2 separate regions of the Homo sapiens genome follow, and region 1 is linked to region 2. A link is an interaction called in ENCODE POLR2A ChIA-PET data of the cell type or tissue named here. Cell type or tissue: MCF 10A. All regions are shown on one strand. Links, peaks and the distances in the headings refer to the core of each region. The heading gives the core; the rest is flanking DNA.

What was found. Peaks named below come from ENCODE experiments on the same cell type or tissue, not always from the same donor. Only the 100,000 strongest peaks of a DNase experiment are listed, where the experiment ranks them.
Region 1: POLR2A ChIA-PET joins it to region 2 with 6 read pairs; 11 of 35 experiments call an interaction of 5 or more read pairs at or near these places.

The regions. Positions count from the first base shown.
Region 1 is chr1:108,699,931-108,707,517 of GRCh38, reverse strand. It overlaps PRPF38B (pre-mRNA processing factor 38B), which reads right to left. Exons shown (of 6, transcript NM_018061.4): 6 at 4,590-7,587. The coding sequence ends at 7,498. Among named protein-coding and RNA genes, the nearest start is that of FNDC7, 9.2 kb to the left of the region's middle. RefSeq lists an enhancer at 3,916-4,005. In MCF 10A, for the core only: no CTCF peak of the experiment used is centred there; DNase peaks (open chromatin) are centred at 2,807 and 3,437.
Region 2 is chr1:108,812,747-108,820,333 of GRCh38, reverse strand. It overlaps AKNAD1 (AKNA domain containing 1), which reads left to right. Exons shown (of 16, transcript NM_152763.5): 15 at 3,157-3,286; 16 at 4,032-4,433. The coding sequence ends at 4,163. It overlaps LOC105378891 (a long non-coding RNA gene), which reads right to left and starts at 6,744. Exons shown (of 5, transcript XR_947687.3): 1 at 6,692-6,744. In MCF 10A, for the core only: no CTCF peak of the experiment used is centred there; DNase peaks (open chromatin) are centred at 3,063 and 3,803.

The DNA.
Region 1 (7,587 bases), core at 1,175-5,174, 110 kb after region 2:
ATGAATAAATAAATGTGATCTGGTGCATAGGTAGATCAGCCAAGGGCAGAATTTAAGACATGTAACGGAAAGATATAGAGAGAGGTGGCCAGGCGCATTGGTTCATGCCCATAATCCCAACACTTTGGGAGGCCAAGGCAGGTGGATCACTTGAGCCTAGGCGTTTGAGAGCAGCCTGGGCAACATGGAGAGACCCCATCTCTACCAAAAATATAAAAAAGTCTCCAGGTGGGGTGGCGTGTGCCTGTAGCCCCAGCTACTCAGCAGGCTGAGGTGGGAGGAGTGCTTGAGCCCAGGGAGGTCAAGGCTGCAGTAAATATGAATATGAAATGAATATGGAGATGAAGTAGGAACTTCAGAAACTAGTAAAGATTTGAAGTGGCCATTGTAGGGGATATCAAAAAGAAATATTTAGGGATATAGAAGGAATGTAGAGTAGGATTAACTCCAGGAAAACATTGGAAACTGCAAGATTTTTAGTGGCCCTAATCCATAATGTAGTCTTCCACCATGCCCTTACATCCCCCTTCTGCCAAAGGCAGACCATTTCCACCAAAAAAAAAAAAAAAAGAGGAATCATATAAAACTTCCTATTTGGGCCCAGCATGGTGTCTCATGCCCATAATCCCAGCATGTTGGGAGGCCAAGGTGGGAGGGTTACTTGAGCCCAAGAGTTCCAGACCAGCCTGGGCAATGCAGTGAGACCCCACCTCTATAAAAAATTAGCCAGGTGTGGTGGTGTGTGCCTATAGTCTCAGCTACTTGGGAGGCTGAGGTAGGAGGATCACTTGAGCTTGGGAGGTTGAGACTACAGTGAGCCACGATCGTGCCACTGTACTCCAGCCTGGGCAACGGAGCAAGACCATGTCTCAAACAAACAAACCCCACTTTTTGTCACAAACACACACCACTTTTTTTCTTCTTCACTCAAATTAAGTAGATGGTATTTTCTTGCTGGTACTAACAAGGATAAACAGATTAAAAACTCAATGTTAGAAAATATCAGGAAGACCCTTACTGATCAGAGATTCCTGGTTATTACAATAAAAGAAACCAGAGTTAGGCTCCTGTATTCCAGGGAAGAGAAACTCAGGCCACCTTAAGAAAAACAGAGAAATTGCAAGGATATCCACTGACCAGACTGGGAAAAAACTAGAAAGCCAGCAGGAAGTGAGGCAGCTTCAGGGTCCGGTGACTCTTTTACATGGTCACTGTTGTAAGACAACTATGCATCTTGTCCACTCTTCTAAGGACTGGCCAATTCTTAGTTTTCTGTTAAAATTCTGAAAGAAGCCTGTCTGATTCACTTACATAATTCTCAACAAACTTCTTGGGCTGAGCCCTTTATACTAGACTACTTCATCAGCCAGCCAAAGGAGGGAGCATCCATATGACTGGCATCATTTTAATACATTGTACCATTCAGGGTCCAGTCCAGAGACAGAAAACACACAGTAATTCCAAGAGGCAAAGTTTGATACAAAGAATTATTAACCAGTAACGGGGTTAACTACTAAAGGTAAAGAGAAGGCTAAAAAAATACAGTAATAGTGGATATAGGGAGCAGCCATTACCTCTAGTGCTGAGGCAGAGGACCCAAGAAAAGAACAAATGTGGGGGACGTGGCTGGGCACAGTGGCTCACATCTGTAATCTCAGCACTTTGGGAGGCCAAGGAGGGAGGATTGCTTGAGGCCAGGAGTTTGAGACCAGCTTGGGAAACACAGTAAGACCCAGTCCCTAGGAAGAAAAATAAAAATCAGCCAGTTGTAGGGGCACCCGCCCATAATAATCCTTCCTAACCACTCAGGAGGCTGAGGCTGGAGGATTGCTTGAGCCCTGGTTGAGTCTGCAGCGAGCTGAGATCGTGCCACTGCACTCCAGCCTGGGTGACAGAGCAAGGCTCTGTCTAAAACAACAATAACAACCAAAACAAAACAAACAAACAAAAAACGAAAACATTAGGAGACGTTCCCTTGCTAGACTGAGATTCAGACCTTGTTGGCGAGGGTGCAGTTGTGGCTTCTCAGCAAATGCTGAGAAGCTGAAGGTTGGAGCTGGAGAGCAGAGGTGTCAACAAAAGTAGCTAGGAGGCCACCCACTGGGGTGCCACTGAGACTTACTGGGAAACCTGTGAGGTCCTGCTGAAACTCCTGGGCAGGTGCCTGCTGGAGCACTAGCAAACTTGCTGGGAAGCGGGCAGGGGACTCGTGGACTTGCGGGGAACTCCCACTTCTCTCAATGAGATGGTACTGAAATTTGCTGGGGGATATATATTGCTGGGTGCTCTACATGCCACTGGCCCCTACACAATGGAGAAGCAAAAAGAAAAAAGAAAACACACCTCTCTGCTGCAGCTCCCTCCAGCATGCTCCACTGACACGCTTAACATTATGCCAGCCGGCAATGGAAAAATGTTTAAAAGGCCCAGCTCCAGAATCACGAAGCAGGGAAATAAAAGGTGGATGTGGAGCTAGAAAATGTATAAATAACTGGCACATCCACAAATCACTGGCTGTCCCTGCACAAGTTTCGGCTAACCCATGGAACACTTCATTCAGGAAATGTTCACCGAACCAGTACCTGGATTGGCTGGATGAGTGTTGCATTTAAGATTTTCCCTCTATTGGTATAGTCGAATATCCAGGACATTGACTTCAAAATTTCTAAATAAGAGGGAAGGAGAAGACAAGAGGTCTTCCCTTGCATTTGCTCAGCAAGCACTGCTTGTTTTCACTTAGATTATATGTTTATTTTGGATGTCAGAGGTTCATAGCTGATGGAATTTGTTGGAGGGCGGGGCAGGGATGTGTGTGACTAATTGCACTGACTCAAGAAACAGAGAAATAATTCAGCTTCAGAATGGCCAGAACAAGAATCAGCCAAGGAAAACCAACTGAAGATTGGTGGACTTTAAGTACCTGCAGATCAGGGAAGCTTATGTGAGGATTTCTTTACAATAAGTAGTTCTTTTTCCAATCCTTGTGGCAAAACCTCAGGGCTTACATGAAATGCTGTAAGGTCAGTTCTCTGTTTATGCAATAGGCTGAAAAAGCACCCCCCACCCCCTAACACACACATCTGGATACATATCTGTGCTACACATTGTGGATCATGATTATGTAAATAGAAATGCTTTGAATATCAATACTCTGAGAAATCAAATAACGGATTTTAAGTCAGCCATGATGCTAACATTTTCCAGTTGTGACAATGGTCCCAATAAATGCCATTTCAGAGGTACTTGCAAAGTACTGTGGGACTTTATAGGGTGGAATGACGGAGGGGAAATTTCAGAGTGACACTACCAAGAAGCGTTTCCTGCCACGTAAAATCATCTCTACTTAAGAGGTCCTATAATTTAGTCATTCAAGGCTGATTTCAGCATTTACGTAATAGAATCAAACTAGGAACAGAATCAACGCCCATCAGTTGGCCAATATCACCTGAGAATTGGTCCACTAGTCAGTGTTTGAGGTTGCACGTTGGCATCAGTTGAAAGATGTACAAACTGCCAGTGGTGGGACCTCATCTCTACTAACCAAAAACTTTATAATAAAGCACAACTTTTAGGGAAGAGAATTAAGTGAATACCATTGTCATTTTTTTCTTCCTCTGCAGCTCTAAGTAAAATAACAAAACAGATACTGCCTTTGCAACTAACTGCCTAAGTACTCTTAGGAACTTAAGTTTCTGGTTTATTAATTCCCAAACACTGTACATCTAAGCATAGTTTTAAAAAAATCAGTTAATGAACAGAACCAAAGTCCTAGGGCAGTTTGTGAGTTCCTTTGAAGTTACACACAAATTTTAAGGTACTTTTTGAGACACAGCCTCCTTCTCTCGCCCAGGCTGGAGTGCAGTGGTGAGATCTCGGCTAACCGCAACTTCCGCCTCCCAGGTTCTAAGCGACTCTGCTGCCTCAGCATCCGGAGTAGCTGGGATTACAGGCGTGCACCACCACACCCGGCGTATTTTGTATTTTGTATTTTGATTTTTTGAGACGGAGTCTTGCTCTGTCAACCAGGCTGGAGTGCAGTGGCGTGATCTCAGCTCACTGCAACCTCTGCCTCCTGGTTTCAAGGGATTCTCCTACCTCAGCCTCCCAAGTAGCTGAGACTACAGGCATACACCACCACACCCGGCTAATTTTTGTATTTTTATTAGAAACGGGGTTTCACTGTGTTAGCCAGGCTGGTCTCGAACTCCTGACCTTGTGATCTGCCCGCCTTGGCCTCCCAAAGTGCTGGGATTACAGGCATGAGCCACCACACCCGGCCCGTATTTTCCACTTTTTAGTAGACATGGGGTTTCAGCATGTTGGCCAGGCTGGTCTCAAACTCCTGACCTCAGGTGACCTACTGGCCTCGGACTCCCAAAGTGCTGGGATTACAGATGTGAGCCACTGCACCTAGTGGGGTACTTTTTTTTAGACAGGATGGTAGCTTTCATCAGATTACTAAAAAGTGGGCCCAGAACTCAAAACAACCATTGCCTTAGAGGAACTGAGGAACTAAATCAGAGTTAGGAGATAAAAACAGGGCAATATTAAAATGAACACTTTATATTAAAAGTTTAAGATTGATGATATACTCGCCCATGTATAGAATTTAATTGCAAATTGAACATTAAAAACAGGCAAAAGATTTTAATACATGGAAAGGTGAAATCATTCCAGTAAGTACAAAAACTGGATGGAGGATGCTTATTAAGCTGTATTAAAAATTTTTTTAAATTATACTTTAAGTTCAGATACATGTGCAGAACGTGCCGGTTTGTTACCTAGATATACATGTACCTTGGTGGTGAGCTGCACCCATCAACCTGTCATCTACATTAGGTATTTCTCCTAATATTATCCCTCCCCTAGTCCCCCACCCCACAACAGGCCCCGGCGTGTGATGTTCGTGTCCAAATGTTCTCATGTTTCAAGAAATGTGAGATGTCTTTCATAGCCACTTGTTTTCCCAGTTTCTTAGGAAGCCACTCTCCAAATAAATCATGCATATATATAGCAATAACTAGCACAATTTACATGTTCTCACACCTACCATAATTTTCCTCAAAAGCAAACATATTTAAAAATCGTAAGAAGGGACTGGAGTGGTGGCTCACACCTGTAATCACAGCGCTTTGGGAGGCTGAGGTGGGTGGATCACTTGAGGCCAGGAGTTCAAGACCAGCCTGGGCAACATGGCGAAATCCCAACCCTACCAAAAATACAAATTAGCCGGGTGTGCTAGCATGCACCTGTGGTCCCAGCTACTTAGGAGGCCAAGTTCGGAGGATCACTTGAGCCAGGGAAGTGGAGGCTGCAGTGAGCAGAGATTGCACCACTGCACTCCAGTCTGGGTGACAGAGCCAGGCCCGTCTCAAAACAAAAACAAACTAAAAACCCACAAGAAATCAAATGTAGTGACGATCATCGAACTGTCAATCGAGGTGATAGTTCTTTCACCTCCATGTGAAGTAATTTAAATTCTTTCCACATTTTACTTAAAATAGTCAGATAAAACATTTCACATGGAACCATATCCAAAGTAGTAGCTCCATAATTTAGGTATGCTAAAAGTAGATTTTCAACACAAGACAAATTTAGTGGCTTTCATATTATACAATAGGTTTTTCTAACTTCTGGGTGTCTATAGCACTAATTCACTTGATGCTCAATTTAAAAGACAAAGGAATTTTCTTAAAAAAGAAAAAAGCATATCATTTTTAGAAGAATTCATTTAATGAGATTTTTCTAAAATGGAGTGGTACATATGTTAAGCCCACATATGGAGGACTCTTGCAAGTGTACTCGTTTGCTCCATTTAACATTTTTGCAAGGTGGCTTCTGAGTGCGCATTAGTTGGCCAGTATAACCAGTGAGATAAAACAAACCTCAATGTGCGTGCCAGGTTCACTACACTGTCAGAATACTGAGTTTTAGCCCTAGCACTGACATCATTACTTTGGGCCTCTATTTTCTTTTCTAAAAAGAATTGGGTGAATTATCTTAAAGAATTTCAAGTCCAAATTTTAAAAAATGCTAACATATTGTCCAAGTAAAAGGTATCCCAATAAACGTCTTTGACATGGAACAAAGTAATCAAATGACACATGTAACAACCACTGACAAAGGGAACTGCCATTATCAAGTATTCTAATAAAGATTATTGATTACCACATGCCCAATCCCAGTCTATGCATTTCTCCAAAATTCACTTGTCATCTGGGCACTAAGACATCCCTGTACACAAAGTGTGACTCTACTGACGTTTCATCAATTTCCACAATATAAATATGCTAAAAAAATTTAACAAATGGGGGAAAAGCCAAGACCCAGGATAAAGGATTTAATCCAGTATTTATTCCACACTCATGATGGTTCTGTAATCAGAATACAAGTTGTAAGAACAATCTATCAAATAATTTGCTGATAGTCTTAAATAATGCAGCACAGCATTACTTTTAATACTCCTCTGTTCTAGATTAAGTTTAAAAACTCAAACAGCAATCTCCATTATCAATAAAAAAAGTTCTGAATTTTAAAAAAAGGACACTATATCAAGCTGTTTCATAATTTAAGGATTTTCCATTTATAAAAATGCTTTGGAAGCTTGAGGCTTGAATCTGTTTCTCTACTCATCTGCCCCACCCTCTCCCCATTACATGTTAGTATAGGGTTCTGCAAGAATGCTAGGCTTTAGACATTAATTTTTTTCTTTAATATAGTACTTTAAAATCTGAGAAAGAATTCAAGAAAAAAAGATTACATGTCATGTATTTTTTCAAATAAAAAAGGAAAACTAAGTGAATAAATTTTAGGCATACTAAGTGTCCCTTTGAGGTAGAATGCTAAAAGGACTTTTGATGAAATCACAGCCTAAAAACCTCTGCATCAGAAACTAACTTCTCATAAATTCTCTCTAAAGGTAACTGTGGAGAATATTAAGTGTAACATATTAACAAGAGCCTTCCAAGATAATATACAGTAGACAAGAATGTTAATCCTACAATGCTGCCTTCTTGTACATTGGCAGCACATACTTCTCCTATAATAGACATCCAAGATCCATTCTCAAAGTCTTTAGCATTCTATTACGAAAAGCACAGCCATGCTAACTTCAGTACACAAACCATAATCCCACACCTACAAAACAAAAATAGATTAGTGGCAGTTTATTGCCTTATACAAATTTAACCAACATGGCAACCATGCCAAAGGAATTAAAACATTTTCAGGACATATGTACAGACTGTACATTTCAAAAACAAACAATAAAAATGCAAGAACAATCTGTGCATCATGTATCAAACTTAACAATTGGGTGAAAACACCAATGCAATAAATGGAATTACAAAGGCACTTCCCTACACGAAAGAGGAAATGAAAATGCAGCCTACAGGGAGAGCTTGAGGAGTGCGAACTACTGCACAATCTCAACGTGGGGGAAAAAAGCAGATTTAATCATTTATAGGATTCAATGTGATCCACTTTTACAAAATATTTTCACACAGTCTCATCTTTGTTTTTATGCTGTTTTTCTTGGCTCTCTTGTTCTATACTTTGGCTCCTTCGACGATCATGTTTGTCTGACTG
Region 2 (7,587 bases), core at 2,087-6,086:
AAGTCAGCCACTGTCCCTGCCCTCACAGAGCTTACTTTTTTGGCAGAGAAGCCGCATAGTCTTTGTAAGTGCCAAGAAGGGGACGTACAAAGTCCCATTGATCTAATTTGGGGGCTCAGGGAAGCTGAGCTTCGAAGGATAAGTATGAACGAACTAGCAAGGGGATCTGGGGGCAGTGAAGAACATTCCAGTCTAGGAAAGCTTCCTGTTGTGAGAAGGCACTTGGCAAGTTCAGGAATGGTGTGGCTGGAACCCAAAAGAGGGAGCGGCAGTGGAGCAAGATGAGGCTGATGAGGAAAGGTTGGTGGAATTGTCAGGGCCAGACCGTACAGAGACTTGTCAGCTCCAGGAAGTATTTCAGAATCTTAGGAGCAAGAGGAAGCCAATTAGGGTATTTTTTTTTTTTTTTTTTTTGCTGTTAATTCATTTTTATTTTTAGAGATAGGGTCTCCCTCTGTCACCCAGGATGGAGTGCAGTGGTGATCATATCTCACTGCAGCCTTGAACTCCTGGGCTCAAGTCATCCTCCCGCCTCAGCCTCCTGAGTAGCTAGGACTATAGGTGCACATTAAAAAAAAAAAATTTGTAGAGACAGAGTCTTGTTATGTTGCCCAGGCTAGTCTCAAACTCCTGACCTCAAGTGATCTTCCCACCTTGGTCACCCAAAGCACTGGAATTACAGGTGTCTGGCCCCCCAGTGAAGTTAAAAAAAAATTTTTTTTGAGGCAGGGTCTTGCTTTGTTGCCCAGGCTGGAGTGCAATCTTGGCTCACTGCAGCCTTGACCTCCTCGGCTCAAGTGATCCTCCTGGCACAGCTTCCTGGGTAGCTGGGAGTACAGGCATGTGATACCACAGCTAGCTACTTTTTTTTTTTTTTTGGTAGAGATGGGGTCTTACTATGTTGCCCAGGCTGATCTTGAACTCCTAGCCTCAGCAATCCTCCTACCTCAGTCACCCAAAGCACTGGGATTACAGGCATGAGCCACTGTGGCAGGCCCACCCAATTAAGTTTTTTAATCAGGGAATTTAAAAATTTCTTAGTGTTTTAAAGGGTCAGTCTAGCTACTGAAGGAGTGGAAACGAATTAGAGGAGTTAAGATTGGAGGACAAAGGCCAAATAAGAGGCCAGTGCAATAATTCAGGTGAGATGATGCAGCTTGACCAAGGGTGGTGGAGATGGAAAGAGAAAAGTCTGTGTATTCATTCAAGAGCTATTTAAGAGACAGAACCAATAGCGCAGCAGAGTGGCTAACAATTCAGGCTCTGCACTCAGAGCCACTCAGTCTGAACCTACTACCCTCCACCATAGTCTAGCACAGTGTTTAAGAACGTGACCTTTGGAGACTTCTTGGTTTTTTTTTTTTTTTTTTGAGATGGAGTTTCACTATTTCGCCCAGGCTGGAGTGAAGTGGCACGATCATGGCTCACTGCAACCTCTGCCCCACCAGGTTCAAGTGAGTCTCCTGCCTCAGCCTCCCGTGTAGCTGGGATTATAGGCACCCGCCACCATGCCCAGCTAATTTTTGTATTTTTAGTAGAGACGGGGTTTCGCTATGTTGACCAGGCTGGGCTCCAACTCTTGACCTCAGGTGATTCACCCACCTCGGCCTCCCAAAGTGCTGGGATTACAGGCGTGAGCCACCATGCCTGGCCGACTTCTTGGGTTTGTCTTGGTTCTGTGTCCTTGGGCAGGTTCCTTGACCTATGTGTGCCTCCATTTCCCCGCATGTAAAGTGGGAATCATAATGGTGCCAAACTCATTGAGGACTGAGTCCATACATATAAAGCACTTAGAATGGTACCAGGCTCATAATAAGTACTCAGCAAGCGATGGCTGTTATACTGTTGACAGTGGAGACTGATGGGATATGGGGAGAGAGAGGACTCTGCACCACTCTGCTATCCCCTGCCCAGAGTATTTCATTAGTTAGGGGCCCCGGATGCTGGACCACCTCTTGCCTGGAGGATCAATCCAATGTGTTAAAATAACTTGCAGAACCAATTGATGCTCCTATGGTAGGGGAGAGGGATGAAAGGATATTTTCTGGAGATGATATTCCTCACAAGTGTTTTATGCACCAAAGTAATGCTTAACAGAGGAAACCTGAAGCCGGAGGAAGCTGTGAGGGTGGCTCTATGACTGCTCAGTCAACAGGCAAGTTCTCATGGCATCCCTCAGGGCCACTGCTCATGCTTGAGAAAAGCCTAACTCCAGGCAGTGCCCTTCACAGACTATGCAAATAACCCCCTAGAGCCATGCTCTGCACAACCTTAACAGCCCAGTGGCCCTGCACCCCTCACTCACCTAGTGCAGACTTCTGGCCCATCCCTGAGAGAGAACCAATCACAGTGTAGCAGGCAAGGGGAGCCTGTTTACTTCAAAAGGAGCTGCTTTTATTTTTTGACTGCTTCTGCCTCCTTGGGGTGAAAGCTCACTGGTGCCAGAATGAACTCAACCCAAGGTACCTGCAATTGGCAGTTTTGTGTATTTGTTTTATAAAAATGCAAGGTAGAAAGTTGGCCCCAAAAGGCCGGACGCGGTGGCTCAGGCCTGTAATCCCAGCACTTTGGGAGGCCGAGGCGGGCGGATCACGAGGTCAGGAGATCGAGACCATCCTGGCTAACACGGTGAAACCCCATCTCTACTAAAAAAAAATACAAAAAATTAGCCGGGCGTGGTGGCGGGCGCCTGTAGTCCCAGCTACTCGGGAGGCTGAGGCACGAGAATGGCGTGAACCCGGGAGGCGGAGCTTGCAGCGAGCAGAGATCACACCACTGCACTCCAGCCTGGGCAACAGAGCGAGACTCTGTCTCAAAAAAAAAAAAAAAAAAAAAATTAAAAAAAAAAAAAGAAAGTTGGCCCCAAAAGAATGAAAACGGAATAAAAAATGTGTTTAGAGTCTTGCCTCTTTCTGTACTAGAGGAAAAGGAGATCAATTCCGGGAGAAAACACCCGCATGGTCATGGCAACAACCATTTTCTGAAGCCCAGCTGCGGTCAGCCACATGGGAGTATGAGAGCTAGGAGGGCAGCGGGTGCACGAATCCACCCACACCCAAACCACACAGAGCCATTACCTACCACAGAGCTGACGTGAACAGGAGTGTGCTTGAGGGTGGCGCTTGACACAAGTATCAATGTGCTTTTGTCTTCCAGAAAAAAACTTCAGGCTTTCATGACCTACAGCTCAGACCCTGCAACACCCTCACCCCATTTCTACTCCTGCAGGATTTCTGGAAGCAAATCCTTATGTGACTTTGATAGCACTGAAGAAATAAAATCTGAGGTGAGGACTTAGAAAATCATTCGAGAAGCATTGCAGCTCGTAAGTTTGATCTTGATGCCCACAGAACTGGCAGCTCTTAAGTTATTACAGTATCAGAGCTTCAGAAAATGCTCTGCTAAAGACAATTTTGTGCTCAGAACTAAGCTAAAGACACACAGCCTCAGCAGTCGCAAGGTTTGTATTATTCTAAATTGGTTCCAAGGGAAATTTCCTGGAGAAAGTGATTTGTGGGTGGTGCCTCAGCTACAGGATTTCCCTGGCCGGGGGTTGAAGGCACTGGGTCTGTTCCAGTGACACTGTGATCAGAGTTGCCAACAGTTTCCTATTTCAAATCACTAACTCGAATCCCCAGGCCACTTTCAAATGTTTCCATACGCATGCGCTGTATCCCTGAATACCCTCTCAGTGGTTATGGCCCCCCAATCCCCATCAATGGCCTCTAAGAGCTGTTCTTTTTTTCTCTTTCTCTGCGGCAGGGAAACAGCCCAGCTGGCGGCTGACCTCACCCTCTGATTCATGCTCATCAGTCACGTGCTGGTCTTTTTTTCAATCCCTTTCCCTAACAAATATATTCCATCTCAGACTGGTCTCCTAGGAAACCAACCCTCAAAAACAGAAATAGACCAAGAGGAAAACAGGAATACTCCCCAAATTCCACCTTGTAATGTTTAATAATGAGAGAACCCAAAGAACAGAAACAGCAGTTAGTTTATGTAATTAAAATGTGTGGACTTTTCCTCTGTAGATTTTAAACTCGGCTTTGGATCATGCCCTAAGGACAGCAACCATTTTGAAAGAAACTACAGATCAAATGATTAAAACGATTGCAGAAGACCTTGCTAAAGCACAGAGGTGGAGGAATCGACTGAAATACTAGTTCAACGCTAGGCTACCAAGGATTCAAAAGAAAAAAATGCAAAGAAAACTTGATCTTCCCCCAAAATGTATTTTACTTACTACACAATTTAGGAAGATGACTTTCTAGAGAAAACACAGAAACCATAAGAAATGGGTAACACAAAGTACTTAAAGGAAAAAGAAAAAAGAAAGGACTTCTGATTCTTAAAATCAAAAGCAACCAACAAGTATTTATTTTAAAATAAATCTATGTTCTTCTTAACTCATAATAAAAGAAATCAAAACAAAACAATGAATTTCCTTTTATCTATTAGTCTGAAAAAAGATTAAAGTTTGAAGAAACCCTGTGTCAGTGAGGATGGAGGGAAACTGGTACTCTCATATGCTGTTGGCAGAAATGCAACCTTTTTGGAAGACTATTTGGTAATATCTACCAAGTTCCACAAATTCCAAATCATGTACCTTCAGAGCAGCAATTCCACTTCTAGGAATTTCTTTTACATATAAGCCACACAATGTGGCATGATATATGTACAGGGAAGGGCACTGGAGCACTGATGGTAACAACCCCAAGGGGGAACTAATCTAAATACCCCCTGTGATGATTCATAAATGACAATACTTTGTGGCCACCGAAAAGAATGAGGTTGGATTATCTGCAAAAGTCAGTGAAAGAAGCAAGATGCCTAAGCATATATATAGAGAGTTGTAACCTCTGGGGTCTTTCTATGTTGCCCAGGCTGGACTTGAACTTCAAGCAATCCTCCCGCCTTAGCCTACTGAGTGGCTGGGACTACAGGCACACACCAATGTGCCTGGCTCTTCATTTGTGTATTTTTTTTAAAAGGGCATACGTATTTTCAGGAAAGATACCTAAAAATCTGAAGTGAACCTCTAGTAAAGGAAACTGGGAGTTTTGGGGGAGAAAGGGGTTTTTACCTTCTTTTCTGTACTATATGAAATTCTCACAATATACTTATAAGTCAAAATTATTTGTTTAAAGATCGCTTGAAGTCAGAAATATGTGAAAATAATAGCCTTAATGAAATTTTGGAAAAGACAATTCATTAAAACTGTGTACCAGAGATTAAGTACATTTTCATGCAGACCAGAGCAGGCTTTTTTTTTTTTCCTTCCAGATCAAGCTTTTGCTTTCCTTCTTTAAGAGTGATTTATTACCTCCTTAGTGACAGCACAGCAGGGTATTGGCTCTTTCCCCCTTCCCTGAAACTTCTGATTTTCATTCACCCTAGACATTCAACAAATGGTTTCCCAACTCCCAGAGTTTGGCTCAGTGGTCAGGAGGGAGTTGAATCTATTCCCACTTTAGATTTTCGTGCCAATGTGAGCAGCTGGTATTCGTCTAGCTGGCTGGAGAATGGACTGTTTTTAACTTTGGGGTTTGTAAATTGGTTTAGGGTGCCCTGGAAGAGATAATGCACAGGTCAGTCTGAAAATACCTCTGACTTTATGGCCAAATTTACTTCAGGCTGTGGCACTGTAAGGAAGATAGCAAGGAACCATGGCTGGTATTAGAAAAAACAGAGCTTAAACTGTGTATGTTCTATTAAATAAAACTTATGGGAGGTCATTTTTTTGGACTAAGCTCCTACAGGGGACCCCAACAGACCAGACCAAACTAGAATGGAGTCACTCATGCTAGGTGCCACGTAATCAAACTGAACTTTAAAATAGGTCAGTTTAAAAGAAAAAAAAAAGACCCAGAACATTCACAGTATCCCATTAGAAGGGGCCCCGTCAACCTGAGCTGGCATAAGGAAGTCCCCTCTGCTTTAACCCATATAAAGACACCTTTTGTTCCTTGTTTCCATTTTCTTCTGTTTTTTTCTGCCTATAAAGCCCACTCCTGTGCTCAGCCTTTCTATTTCATAGATAGGATGCTGCCTGATTCATAAATTGCTAATAAAAGCCAATTAGGTCATTAGACTTAATTTGTTGACATTTTGGTTTTTGGCAGTTCCAAGAGGCTTCCAGTATCATCACATATCTAAATTTAATCACAACTTGCTAATCTGTTTTGTATGTTAGTACCACTATCTCATCCCCAAGTTTAAAATCATATACTTCTCTGGCTTGAAGTGTTCTTATATGATTCATTAGTTCTTAACCTTTTTTGGGCTCATTTTTTGGGAATCTGGTGAAAGCTATGGAGTCTCCCTTCCCCCATGCTCTGCCTTCTCGTGGAAAAGAATACATTCATTTTTAAAAGTTCGTGGACACCATGAAACAAATCCATGGAACCTTGGTTAGAAACGTCTACCATTAACGAATATTTCTAAATCCCTCAAATTAACATTTATAGAAATTGGTAATTATAATCATTTTTGATTTAAAAATATGGCCCATTTCTGCTTTATCAAACCATATTCTAAATGTAATTTTCCATTTCCTTGAAGATTAGGGGTCATTATGAGCAATCACTGCAACACGACTAATCTAAGAAATAGCAAAAAAGGGCAGGCAATGCCCTTAAGGAGTTCCACAAAGACACTAGGCTCTGATTTACAAGGATAATTTTATACTTACTGATCCTGTAGTCTTGGCCATCTCCTCCCTCATGCAATTCTTGTGTCAATTCTAATGACCTCTCTTCTAATTCTGTTCGAGTAATAAACCAGAAAAACAAGCTTGTGAAGTAAAAGTAATGGTACCCCTAATGCTGGCATCAAGGGACTCAGCATTGCCTGAGGGCTGTAAAGAAACACCTGGCAGTCTCCAGGGTGCACAGGCCTCTCAGTATTTACTCCAAGGTCTAGCTGTGCTCTGGCCGCTGGAAGCTGCCAGCAGGATGCAATGGGACTGTCTATAGAGGGCTTTTTATCATCTTTTTATTATTTTTTTTTATTTTTATTTTTTTTGAGACGGAGTCTCACTCTGTCGCCCAGGCTGGAGTGCAATTGCGGGATCTCGGCTCACTGCAATCTCTGCCTCCCAGGTTCAAGTGATTCTCCTGCCTCAGCCTCCCGAGGGATTATAGGCACCCACCACCACACCCAGCTAATTTTTGTATTTTTAGTAGAGATGGGATTTCACCATGTTGGTCAGGCTGGTCTCCAATCCCTGACCTCAGGTGATCTGCCTGCCTCGGCCTTCCAAAGTGCTGGGATTACAGGCGTGAGCCACTGCGCCCGGCCTATCATCTTTAAGACAAAGTTCTAGCCATCCCCTTTAGTTAACTATTATAGTTTGCAAAAGAAATCTCATCTTTTTATCCTATTATAATCTTGCTGTTAATGAATTATATAAAATAGGCCTAATTTGTACTAAATACGAATATGTGTTTATATTTAATAGAAAAAACATTGTTTTGGTGTTAAAAATTTTCCTATAGAAGGAAGACATTTCTTGCTCCTTTGATTTTAGAAGAAATCTGCTTGCATTCCAATAGGACTTACAATGGGTACAAATACCTAGGGAAGAAC